Linked DNA regions of Mus musculus: region 2 is linked to region 1. A link is a contact called in ENCODE POLR2A ChIA-PET data. All regions are on one chromosome and are shown on one strand. Each heading gives the region's core, a stretch centred on a gene start or an enhancer-like site at or near the end of the contact. The rest is flanking DNA. Distances are from core to core; before and after follow the strand shown. Region 1 holds the start of Cyth2 (cytohesin 2). Region 2 holds the start of Syngr4 (synaptogyrin 4).

Region 1 (6,018 bases), core at 1,003-3,502:
AAGCCTAAAATATCCTGGATTACTATACCTAGTGATGTGTGTCTCTTTCTCACAGATATTATACAGATGTGTATTATATATGATATAAATACAGATCTCTATCTTTTCTGTTTGTTCTGTAGTAAGATGTGAAAAGCCCCAAGCTAATTGGAGTCCTGCAGAGATCCGGGAAGGCTCACTTCATTTAGATCCCAGCAGCTACAAGTAACTTCAGGACTTTAGGCAAATCTCTCCTCGTGATGCTTCTGTTTTCCCTGTAACAACAGCCACAGTTCTCCTGGCAGGGTGGTCCTTCACCCTACAGAGGCTAAGATACAGTGTAGGTCCTGAGATTTCCTCTCCCTACCCTCATGCTGAAACAGCCTTCCAGGGGTAGTGGAGGGGACACTGACTTGATGGCTGGATCCATGTACTTAGATTCAGAACGAGCAAAAAGCATGGGCTATCACCAGGGGCCAGTGTCACCATTTCCCTGCTCCAGCTTAGGGGCTGGGGATGGGAGAGGCAGCAGTTGTCTCTAGGGTATATCCACTGTGAGAAGTGGAGGTGTTCACAGGGGGAACCCTGTCACTGTATGAAGGCCCCGGAGCTCTGGCAGGGTACCTGTATTTCTGAAATTGTGGGTCTCTGTTCTTGGCCTTTACCCATTGGTGCAGCCGCCTAAGTGCTCAGCAGGCTGAGGGCCAGCCTCAGGGGAGTTGCCAGAAAGCAGAGGTGTCCTCACTCATGTTCCCTACTGGGAGCCAGCACCATCGCTGGCACTGGCTTGCCTGAGTGCTGAGTCCACCCATGCCCTCCTCTGGTTCTCATCTTGCTTTATCCTTCAGAATCCCCAGTTAATAACCGGACAGGATTAATTAGCTGGCAGCTCTCCCACCTCCAAGTCCAGGGCAGGGACTGGGAACAAAGGAGACCATGGCGGAGAAGGATGCTAAGTTGGTTGGGCTGAACAGGCAGGGACATGGGATTCTAATGAAAAGAGAGAACTGGGTAGAACTGGTGTACCCAGGGTCTCCAGAAGAGAAGGCATGGGTCACGCCAGTCGTAAAGGTCACAGAGGGGATTAGGAGGCTCCGTGACTAATCCAGAGGCTTACCCAAGTCCTGGCCCAGAATCCGCCCCCACCTGAGCAGCTCAGGGACACAAATGAGGACAAGACCTGGAAGCCCCATCATGGGCCTGGGATTTACAAGTGTGCCGGAGTTCCCCATCACACAGGCCCCTCACTGCTTTCCCTGTAAAGAGGAGAATAATGTGTGGAGGAATGAGTTTAAGAAGAGCAGTGAGCCGAGCAGTGGTAGCGCACGCCTTTTAATCCCAGCATTTAGGAGGCAGAAGTAGGAGGACTTCTGAGTTCGAGGGCAGCCTGGTCTACAGGGTGAATTCCAGGACAGAGAAACCCTGTCTCGAAAAGAAAAAAAAAAGGGGGGGGGGCAGGAGTGTGGGAACTGAAAAGGTTGGGTGGAAGGAGGACTTTAAGCACAGGGTCTTGGAGAGTTGACAGAGTGCCAGGCAGAAGATTCTGAGGAAAAAGGGGTGTCTTGGGAGAATGCCTGGGGAAGGCAGGATTTTAGGAAGAGGAAGCTAAGAGGGAGAGTTTAGGAGGAAGAGTCACCGCGCATTCACGGTACCCAATACCATAACATTTGGAAGAAAGAATGCTTTTATTTACCATCCTTTGATTCTGAGGAGATTTGAGGTATGTAGGAAAGTCTCATGTAGAGGTATGAAAAGGGTTCAGAGATAGCGACCTGCAGAGAATTACCCTGAGAAAGGAGGCAAAAAGACCGACCTGTGTGGCTCGCAGTTGCTTGGCAACCACTGCGGTCAAAAGCTAGCGTGGAGGGCCAGGAGGTGTGGCTCGAGCTGCAACCCAAGGTTGAGACCCCGCCCTTGACAACAAAACTAACAAAGCACCGCCCCCTAACAACGAATGCCTGTTGGGGGGGGGTGGAGGGTTAAGTACCGCTAGTCTGGCTTGTGCGCAGGCGCAATCTCCCCTCTCCATGAAGCCACACCTCCTGGTCACTTCTTTATCAATTTTCTTATTGGAGGATAAAGCTGCCAAGGATTTTCCTTTGTTTCGGGGGCGGGACCGAGCACACTACCCACAGTCCGATTGGTCAGGCTAGCAGTCTATCGCCAGCTGTACGTGCCTGCATCTCCTTCTTGTGTGCCTATTGGTCCTGGAAATGATCCTGTGGGGCTAGGGGGCGGAGCATTCTGGGAGACCCGCAGCAGATTGGGTGGTGTCAAAGCAAGGGGCGGGCCCCACCGGCCGGGCGGTTGGGCCGTGAAGGGAGAGTCTTTTCGGCGCTGAGGACGGGCGCTGAGGAGGCGGCGGTGGCTCCTGGGGCGTTTGAGCGGGCTCACTCGAGCCCGCGGGCCGACGCGGACGCAGGCCCAGCCGGCGGAACCGCCCCGGACTCCCCGCGGGCCTTCCTAGCCGCCATGGAGGACGGTGTCTACGGTAGGCCGGGCGAGGCGGGCGGGCGGGCGGAGCGGCTCCCGAGCCCCGCCGCGGACAGCAGGGCAGTGGCGAGGCTTCTTTCAGCGCGCGGGACGGGCTTCCGGCGCGGTCGAGAGCCGGGGGTCCCGGGCCATTGTTTGGGCCGAGCCCGCTTCCGGCGACGGCGGGCGGGGCGGGGCGCGCAGCGGGGCGGGGCGTACACCCGCGGGAGCGGCGGCCTGGCTTTCTTCCTGCGGACCTAGGCTTAACGCCGTCCTTTCCGACCCTGACCCAGGGTCCTGCTGCCGTAGCTTGTTTCTACTGTGTACCCCAGATCCAGGCCACGTTGTCCGCTATGGCGGAACCAGAACCTCGTTTCTTTTCCAAGAAATGCACCCAAGATTCAGGACCCCCAACTTTCCCATCATGATGGAGCCAGAATCTGGCCCCCTTACGAGAAATGCACCCCAGGTTCATGCTAGGATCCCTACAGTGGTGGATCCAGAAGCCAGAGTCCTGGTGTCTTTCCAAGATTTGCATCCGAGATCTAGGACCCCAAAGCCCTTTTGATGATGAAGCCATGAGTCCAAGGCCCTGTGTCCTTCCAAGTAATGTTTCCAATATCCAAGCATCCTGTTCTACTGTGTTGGGACCAAGGAGCCAGGGCTTCCAAATAAAGCATCTAAAATTCAGACTCAGGAGTTTCTAATTGTGGTGATGGGTCCAGAATCCCAGGGACTGGTTGCCTTTCAAGTAATTGGCCCAGAAATTCATCCTCAGACCTATGAGCTGGGATTCCTAGGCACTTCTGACACAAACTCAGGACTCAGTTTTACTCCCTCTCCTCAGACTTCTGGTACCCATTCCTCTTCTGGACAGGAATCCAGGCCCCCAGCCCAAATCCTTTCTCAGGATGCAGGAGTCCTGACCCCCAGAACTAATTTCTTGACCCTGGTCCCCAGAGCCCCCAGACTTGACTCCAGAGGAGCGCATGGAGTTGGAGAACATCCGGCGGCGCAAGCAGGAGCTGCTGGTGGAGATCCAGCGCCTGCGAGAAGAGCTAAGTGAAGCTATGAGCGAGGTGGAGGGTCTGGAGGCCAATGAGGGCAGGTGAGGCCTGTGGGCACTCATGGGACATGGGGCTTAGCCAGGGCCCTGGATGCTCAAGCATCGGCCCTTGGCTGCTCCCCACCCTGCTTTTGCAGTAAGACCTTGCAGCGGAACCGGAAGATGGCAATGGGCAGGAAGAAATTCAACATGGACCCCAAAAAGGTTAGCGGGGAAGATGACTCTGGCATGGTTTTCATATCCCTGGTTCTAGAAGTGTTAAGACAATAGGTAGCCTTTAGACAGCAGACTCTGGATCTCTACACATCTGTTCCATGATTATCTGTGTAGTGAGGGCCTGGCCCTGTGCTTTGCAATGCTGTGAATCCTAAGACCCTGTCATAGCCTAGGCATCCCCTAGATAGAAGTGCTAACAGTTCAGGGTGAGATAGGGCAGTAAGAGAGGGGTTTTCCCGACACAGGAAGAGCCAGGAAGGGATTCCATGTTCATGGCTTGATGGACAGGTGTCTGGTACCTGCTTCATTTCTTTATTGTAGTGTGTAGAGTATCCAGTTATCCTTCAAACCTACTCCTTGCAGACCCGGTTGGACATGCTGGAATTAGCCTTAGAGGCTGAGGGCCTGGGTTAGGGATGGTGCCTGCAGAGCTCTGTGTAGGTGATTATGCTGTTAGGGTGAGGGGGCTTGGATGCTGAGGTCCGTGGGGAGCAGGAACCTCTGCCCTGGGCACACATCTGGCCCCCTTCCTCTAGGGGATCCAATTCTTGGTGGAGCATGAACTTCTGCAGAACACGCCTGAGGAAATTGCCCGCTTCCTGTACAAGGGCGAGGGGCTGAACAAGACAGCCATTGGGGACTACCTAGGGGAAAGGTGAGCTGCCAGGCCTGGACCGTGCGCCCACTCTCATTAGCACCTCATGGGGTAGAGCAGGTCTGTGGCCTCCACTGGGTGGATACACTGGACTGACTGGCTCTGGTGGGAGCTTGAGAGTATTGGGAAGTGGTGCCTGAAGACATCCAGTAAGTCAGGGCACCATTTATGTTTGTGGTTACTGTTGAAGCCTGAAAGTCAGTGGCTTAACCATGTATTCACAAGTGGATTGTCTGGAAGTCTGGAGCCATGGGCCAGAGTCACAAGTATATAGAAACCCTCTGTAGATAAGTGAGTAAGTAGAAACTGGGAATTGCTTGTGAATGCTTAGATAAAGGCCAGCTCTTGAGATAAAGGCTTCTAAGGAGAACAGTTAAGAGAAGTGACATTAGGTCCTTTGTGTGCTCAAAGATCTGATAGGCTGCAAGAGCAAAGTGTCCTATTCCAGGACCCAGCCTGTGGATGAAGTCAGGGGGCAGGCGGAGCAGCTGTGGGGGAAGCACAGTGAACAAGATGTGACATTGTTATCTGTCCTATCACTCATCCTGATGTGACTATCTCTCCCTCCAGGGAAGAGCTGAACCTGTCTGTGCTCCATGCTTTTGTGGATCTCCATGAGTTCACCGACCTCAACCTGGTGCAGGCCCTCCGGTGAGAACAGAAATGCCAGGGCTTTCTCAGCTGTGGGGGGAGCCACACCAACAGAAACAAGCCACATTCACCTCAGGAAATGTCTCTCAAATAAGACAAGCCCAGGGTGGGGCCCGCTTTTCCACTGTTCTCAGTGGATTCCCCTTTTTGACAGCAAAAGCACCCGCGACCCCCAGTCCAATTTATCAAACTTAGGGGGTGGAAAAAAGGCTGTTTCTACATAGACCCACCAGAACCCTTGGCCAGAGCTTACAGATCTGATCAGAGTACATGCCTATGCCTGAAGCTACAGTTGGAGCAGAGATTTGGAATCTGGTTGTTGAGGGGTTGGGGTTGAGACAGCATTTCATTGTGTAGCCCTGGTTGGCCTGGAACTCTGTAGACCAGGCTATCCTTGAATTCACAGCGAGATCACCTGTCTCTCTCCTGGGTACTGGGATTAAAAGTGTGTGCATCGCCATACCAGACAAGGTTTAGATGATGATTTGTCTGCCTTTAACAGAGATTAAGACGTGTTTTCCAGCCCTGAAACCTATGCCTACCCTGCCTCTCTCCATACCAGGCAATTCCTATGGAGCTTTCGCCTCCCTGGAGAGGCTCAGAAAATTGATCGAATGATGGAGGCCTTTGCCCAGAGATACTGCTTATGCAACCCTGGGGTCTTCCAGTCTACAGGTAGGACCAGAGGACAGGTGTGGACCTATAGTCTGAGGAAGAAGTGCTAGAATCGGGATCACCGGATGAGAGGACTAGACAAAGGGTCCAGGAAGGTCATGGTCCTCACCAGCCGCCTCTTTTACCTGGTACAGACACCTGCTACGTGTTGTCCTTTGCCGTGATCATGCTGAACACCAGCCTTCACAATCCCAATGTCAGGGACAAGCCGGGCCTGGAGCGCTTTGTGGCCATGAACCGGGGCATCAACGAGGGTGGGGATCTGCCTGAGGATCTTCTCAGGGTCAGTGCAGTTCCAGCCCCA
Region 2 (6,018 bases), core at 1,701-4,200, 82 kb before region 1:
GCTCTCTCCGCTGGGCTGGAGTGGAACTCCTGACACCCAGAAAGAAAACCCAGTTAGGCCTCTCTCCTCTTCCTCCAGAGGAACCCTTTCAAGGCAACCACGTACAGGATGGAAATTCTGGGCTTTTACATTTGTATTTAAAAGCTGATCAGAGGGCTGGAGAGGAGGCACAGTGGTTAAGAACACTGACTGCTCTTCTGAAGGTCCTGAGTTCAAATCCCAGTAACCTCACAGTGGCTCACAACCATCTGTAATGAGATCTGATGCCCTCTTCTGGGATGTCTGAAGACAGCTACAGTGTACTTACATATGATAAATAAATAAATCTTGAGGCCAGAGCGAGTGGGCCAGAGAGAGAAGAAAAAGTATCTGAACACAGCTACAGTATACTTACATATAATAAATAAATAAATCTTTAAAAAAAAAGAAAAAATGATTTGGTCGGGCTGAAGAGATGGCTCGGTGGTTAAGAGCACTAACTGTTCTTCCAGAGGTCCTGAATTCAATTCCCAGCAACCACATGGTGGCTCACAACCATCTATAATGGGTTCCAGTGCCCTCTTCTGGTGTGTTTGAAGAGAGCAGTGGTGGTGTACTCATATGCATACAATAAATAAATAAATAAATCTTAAAAACTGATTTGGTCAATTATACAGACCCAGCATAGCACGGGGAAGAGAAGTCTACAGGATGCAGAGGCTTGGCACCTGCTCTGTGGCAGCCGCACATCCACAGAACATGTGCTCTGTGGCAGCCGCTCTTCCTTTGCAGAACATCATCCTCCAAAGAAGGGACGGGGTGGATGGAATTAAAACTTCAGTTTTTCAAAAGAGGAAACTGAGGTTCAGTGAAGCCATTTCTGAGGGTCATGATGGGCTCATCTGACTCCAGAGAGAATCTAATTTATCGCGTGTTTACATATATGTGTGTTTTGATTGCATGTATGTGCACCACATATGTGCCAGCAATGGTCAGAAGGCGGCACTGGCTGATCCCCTGGAACTAGAGCTATGGGTGGTTGTGAGTTATCATGTGGGTACTAGAAGCAGATCCTGGGTCCTCTGCAAGAGTAACAAATGCTTCTAACTGGTAAGCCATCTTCTCAGGCTGACTAGAGGAATTTTTTTAAATTATTTTTATTTATATCAGTACATTGTTGCTGACTTCAGACACACCAGAAGAAGGCATCGGATCCCATTACAGATGGTTGTGAGCCATCATGTGGTTGCTGAGAATTGAACTCAGGTCCTCTGGAAGAGCAGTCAGTGCTCTTAACCACTGAGCCATCTCTCCAGCCACTAGGGGGAGTTTTTGATGAGATTGTTTGTGCTTGTACGTATGCATGTGGGCATAAAATCTAGCACGGGACTTGGTAGACACAGCAGGTGTTCAGTAAATCACTATTATACTAATGATCATCTGACAGTGATGGAGGGCTGAGAGCTCAAGCTATGGAATAGATCAGGGGTGAAGTAAGGGGCGCACTCTAGAGTCAAGCAAGCATGGGCCACTCACTGTAGCTTTGGATGGGTCACTGCCTTTAAACCTGTAAAATGGGATAATGGTGGCCTCTCACAGGGTTGTTCTGATGGCTCTATACATTACAAACACTTAGCACGGTGCCACGGAATAAAGAGCTCAAGGTGTGATAATAATTATCATTATGGCTTTGCAGATACAAATTTATTATGTACTAGAAAGGAATTATGAGGATGATAGTTACATCTATTTCAAGGGAAAAACTTATGTCCCAGTGTGCCTGTTCAAGGCCCCAGAAGAAGCCCAAGTCCAGAGATCTTTAGGCATCTCATCTTGGAGTTCTTTCTAGCCCCTGCATTCCAACTTTCTCGAACCCACTAGGAACGCCAAAGGGACCAGAAACTACACTCCCAGGAGGGCGCTAGCGCAGACCTCAAAAGCAGGTATAGTGGTGCAGTCGCGAGGTCGGCTGGAAACTGTAGTCTCTAGGTCCTTAGACCACTGATGGGCGGTACCTGTATCAGGAGGCGGAGCAGCTGCTCCTTGGAGAATGGAATGAAGCGCTCGCGGTACTGCTGGGCCCAGTCGCAGGGCTCCTTGGGGTTCCACATCTTGCGGTACACCCCCATCCTGTTCTCCAGGGACGACAGAGCTCGGGGAGTCCCGAGGAGAGCAGGCACCAGGGACCATAGTCGGACCTTGGACCCCCAGGTCACATGCAACATGGCCTGCCCCCTTTCCCAGAGCCTAAACATAAGCAAATGAAGGGGGATGTCAAAGGTCAGTTGGAGGTAGTACCTCCACACACCCCTCCCTTCGGGGACAGTTCCTGGCCAGTCTCCCTCCCTCTAATCCCTTTCCGGTTCCTTCTACACTGCACATTTAGGTTGGCTCCGGAATAGGGTCAGAGGTCGTAGTTTGGAGTATCTTGCAGGCCCAGGGACCCTGAAGCGGTACAAATGGTCTCTGAGAAGCTTAAACAATGAGGTGGAGCTCAGGAGTGTTGAAAAACTAGGAAAAGTTAATAGCGGGTGCTGGGCCGTCCTTCCTGGGCCATGCAATCCCCCACCCTGCCCTCACCTTAACCAACGCGCGACTGTCATTGAGCCTTCTGCGCATGTGCAGTAAGAGGTCCTAGGCCCAGAGGATTGGCTTCAGCAAGCAGTAAGGCGCATGCGCACAGCCTGAGCCGCTTGAAACCATTTAATAGCCTTTATCTCAACTGCGCATGCCTCATCGCTAGTCCTTTTTTTTTTTTTTTTTTTTTTTTTTTTTTAAAGGTAATGCGCACGCGCTGAAGACGTGTGGTCCGCTATTTGGAGCTGGGTCGGGCCCTCGCGCGCGCCCGGCCAACGGCGACCCGCCCAACGTCCGCCGAGACCACGCCCTTTCCATAGTCAGTTCGGATAGGCGGAAAGGAAAGGGGCGGGACTTGGCTGCAGCCAATCATCTGTAGAGGACAGAAAAGGCGGGAAAAAGAGGAACCAAAAAGAGGCTAGAGGTGGCTCCCGGGACCAGGAGAGGAAGCCAGGCAGGCAGAAGAGGAACGCAGGTCCTCGGCCCTCGGAGAAGAGGTGGTTCTCTTCAGCCAGCGTCCCCTTGGGGTCTCAGCACTTCCGCCCCCAGGTCCTTAGAAGGGAAGCCCCTAGTCTAAGGAGGTTGCCATGACTCTCATACCGAGTGGCAGCTGGTTTCTGAGGCTTCAGTCTTAAGACAATATGTCATCCTGAAACAGAGCTGAAGCCTAAGCAAGCCTGGTGTTACGGAAAATGACCCAAGTTAGGGAACACCTCAAATATTGCTGGGCTCTACGTGGTCTTCTATACCTAGGGTAGCTGCATTCCCTCAAGGACCAGTCTACAGTCCCCCTATTGACCCCACTCTGAGGGCCCAGCAGACCTGCCACCCCTTATCACCCTCATCCTGTATTCCCAAAATCTAGGGCCCTCAGAACCCTCTGGCCCCTTATCAGCACCTGAAACCTCCAATAGCCCATCAGCCTACATTTCCAACTTCTGGAACCCCGAAGCAGCCTTCCAGCCGTGCTCCCATTTCCAGAACCTCCCACATACCCTATCATGTCTCATCTCCAGCACCTAAGACCACCCAGCAGTTTCTCACCCCATATTCCTGACAACTGAAAACGGGAGCAGCCAGCCCCTTCAGCCCACCCCCTCTGTTCCTAGGGCTCCTAACAGCCCCTCAGCCTATCCATCCCCACAAAGGAAGGGCCAGTACTCCCCACTCCCAGCACTTTTACTCTGACATTCCCATTCCTCTTTTCTTGCAGTAGCTGAGCCTTGAGGTGGGTCTGAGGCACACAGGAAGTGGTGCCCAGAAAGCAGCACCCAACACCCCTGCCCCTACCTCCCGGGACACCCAAAGAAGAGCAGCCACTATGCACCTCCCTGAAAGCCTCCACGACCTGGCAGACAATGAGACTGTGCGCTTTCTGAGGAGACCAAAGAGCATCTCAAGGATCTTCGGAGGGGTGAGACCCCAGGGGTCAGGACACAGGCGACATCCAGGAAGAGGGCAAGGGGTCAGTGTGGTCAGAGAGGGAGAGAAGCAGACAGGAGCCCAAAACTGAAGCCACCTTTTACTGAGTATCTGGTCACTAGCCACTGTCAGCATCAACCGAGTCATCACAAGAAAGAGCCCCTCAAACCTGGGGCTCCTCAAAGGGCCTCTCAAATCTGTCACACCAGCACATAAAAGACTGAGGTAGGAGGATTGACATAGGTTTGAGGCCAGCCTGGGTTACAGTGTAAGAAAATGGAAAAAGTGAAAAAGAACCCTTTCAAAGGCGAAGAAAAGTAAAGCCACCCCCCCAAAAAACCCCATAATTTTGATAAATGGCATCAGTGTTTGAAGACTGCTTGTCCAGTGGAGTAGCCACAAGCCACGGGTGCTACTCCAATTCCAACTCATCAAATGGGATTCAAATGGGCTGCTCTGCAATCATGGTGGCCATATTTCAGGGGCTTAGTTGCCAAAGGTGCCTTATGAGTCTCCAGTTGGACAGCATAGATTCAGGCCACTTCACCATGCCAGGAAGTTCCATGGGACAGCATCCATTAAGGTTAACACAAAAGGGGGGAAGCACCACTCGGTTCTAGGAGATGCTAGGACCCATCCATTTTCTATTTCTCAGGTAGGGGAGGGGTGAACAGGGACTAGATCTATTTTTTTAAAAAAGCATAGATCTGGGAGGACCACAAGCACCAGACTCAGGGAGCAGATGTGAGTCATCACTGTGCCAGGCGTGATGCCGATGCTTTCTGTGCATCACTACCATCTTCCCAAGGGATCTGGACACTGAGAGCAAAGTCCCCATTCAGCCCACTGGTGCTATGTAACCTTGGAATAGAACCAGCCAGCCACTGCCTCTCTCTGAACATCAGTACAAGGGCCATCTGTGTCTATGGGCTGCGACCCACACTGCCTCCTTCTCCTTTTAAAGATTTTAGAAGCATATATATGTGGCTTCATGAGTTTATGTGCGCCACAGGCATGCAGGTGGTGGTGGAGGCCATAGGGGCTCAGGTCACCTGGAACTGGCGTTGGAGTCTGTTGTGAGTCTTAGTTTCTTTTCTATTGCTGTGAAGAGATGCCATGACCGAGGCAACTCAGAAACGAAGGCATTTAATTGGGGGCTTGCTTGTCGTTTCAAAGGGGGAGTCCATGACCATCATGGCAGGGAGCAAGGCAGCAGGCAGACAAGCATGGTGCTGGAGAAGTGGCTGAGAACTTACCTCTTATCTGCAAGTTGAAGAGAGGAAGAGAGAGAGAGAGAGAGAGAGAGAGAGAGAGAGAGAGAGAGAGAGAGAGAGAGAGAGAGAGAACTGGGGTAGCATGGGCACTTGAAAACTCAAAACTTCACCCCTAGTGACACACTTCCTTCCAAAAGGCCACACCCCTCATCTTTACCAAACAGTTTCACCAACTGAGGACCAAGCATTCAAATATATGAGCCTGGTCAAGGTGTGGTGCCACACACCTTCAATCCTAGCACTATAGAGGCAGAAGCAGAAGGATCTGCCTGAGTTTGAAGCCTGCCTGGTCTATATAGCAAGCTCCAAAGCAGCCAAAAATACACAGAAAGACCCTGCCTCAAAACAAACACAGAACAAAACCAACAACCTGAGCACCTGAGCCTGTGGGGGTCATTCTCATCCAACCACCACTCACAGTGTCCCTAACCACTGAACTCCAAACCACCACTCACAGTGACCCTAACCACTGAACTAGTGCACACCCTGCTTTATGTCTCTGCTGTCTTTTGTTTGTCTTTGTTGTTTGAGGCAGGGTCTTAATTTGTAGCCTAGCCCAAGTGAGCCTTGGATTCACAATGATCCTCCTGCTTGAGCCTCCCTGAGTGCTGAGATTATAGGTATGAGCTACCATGCTCAGCCAGCCTGTACTAGTTGTGCTGTTACCCCTGAACAGAACTGACAACTGAGGCAATGGTGAGATCAGATAGGGCTGTGGGAGCAGGAGCAACCCTCTGACCTGGTTCTTCACAGAGAGTCTCTAGGA

The links. ChIA-PET counts read pairs that join two places held with the same protein, here RNA polymerase II (POLR2A).
Region 2: POLR2A ChIA-PET joins it to region 1 with 34 read pairs in Patski. The contact joins the promoter of Syngr4 here to the promoter of Cyth2 in region 1. POLR2A ChIA-PET finds 5 or more read pairs at or near these places in 2 of 5 experiments (Patski and embryonic stem cell).

The regions. Positions count from the first base shown.
Region 1 is chr7:45,810,550-45,816,567 of GRCm38, reverse strand. Cyth2 (cytohesin 2) reads left to right here and starts at 2,252. Exons shown (of 13, transcript NM_011181.3): 1 at 2,252-2,470; 2 at 3,412-3,559; 3 at 3,655-3,721; 4 at 4,270-4,388; 5 at 4,959-5,039; 6 at 5,602-5,714; 7 at 5,849-5,997. The coding sequence starts at 2,452. It overlaps Kcnj14 (potassium inwardly-rectifying channel, subfamily J, member 14), which reads left to right. Exons shown (of 3, transcript NM_145963.2): 3 at 1-101.
Region 2 is chr7:45,893,643-45,899,660 of GRCm38, reverse strand. Syngr4 (synaptogyrin 4) reads left to right here and starts at 2,950. Exons shown (of 5, transcript NM_021482.2): 1 at 2,950-3,053; 2 at 3,770-3,970. The coding sequence starts at 3,878. Tmem143 (transmembrane protein 143) reads right to left here and starts at 2,592. Exons shown (of 8, transcript NM_144801.2): 1 at 2,560-2,592; 2 at 1,995-2,226; 3 at 1-29. The coding sequence starts at 2,582.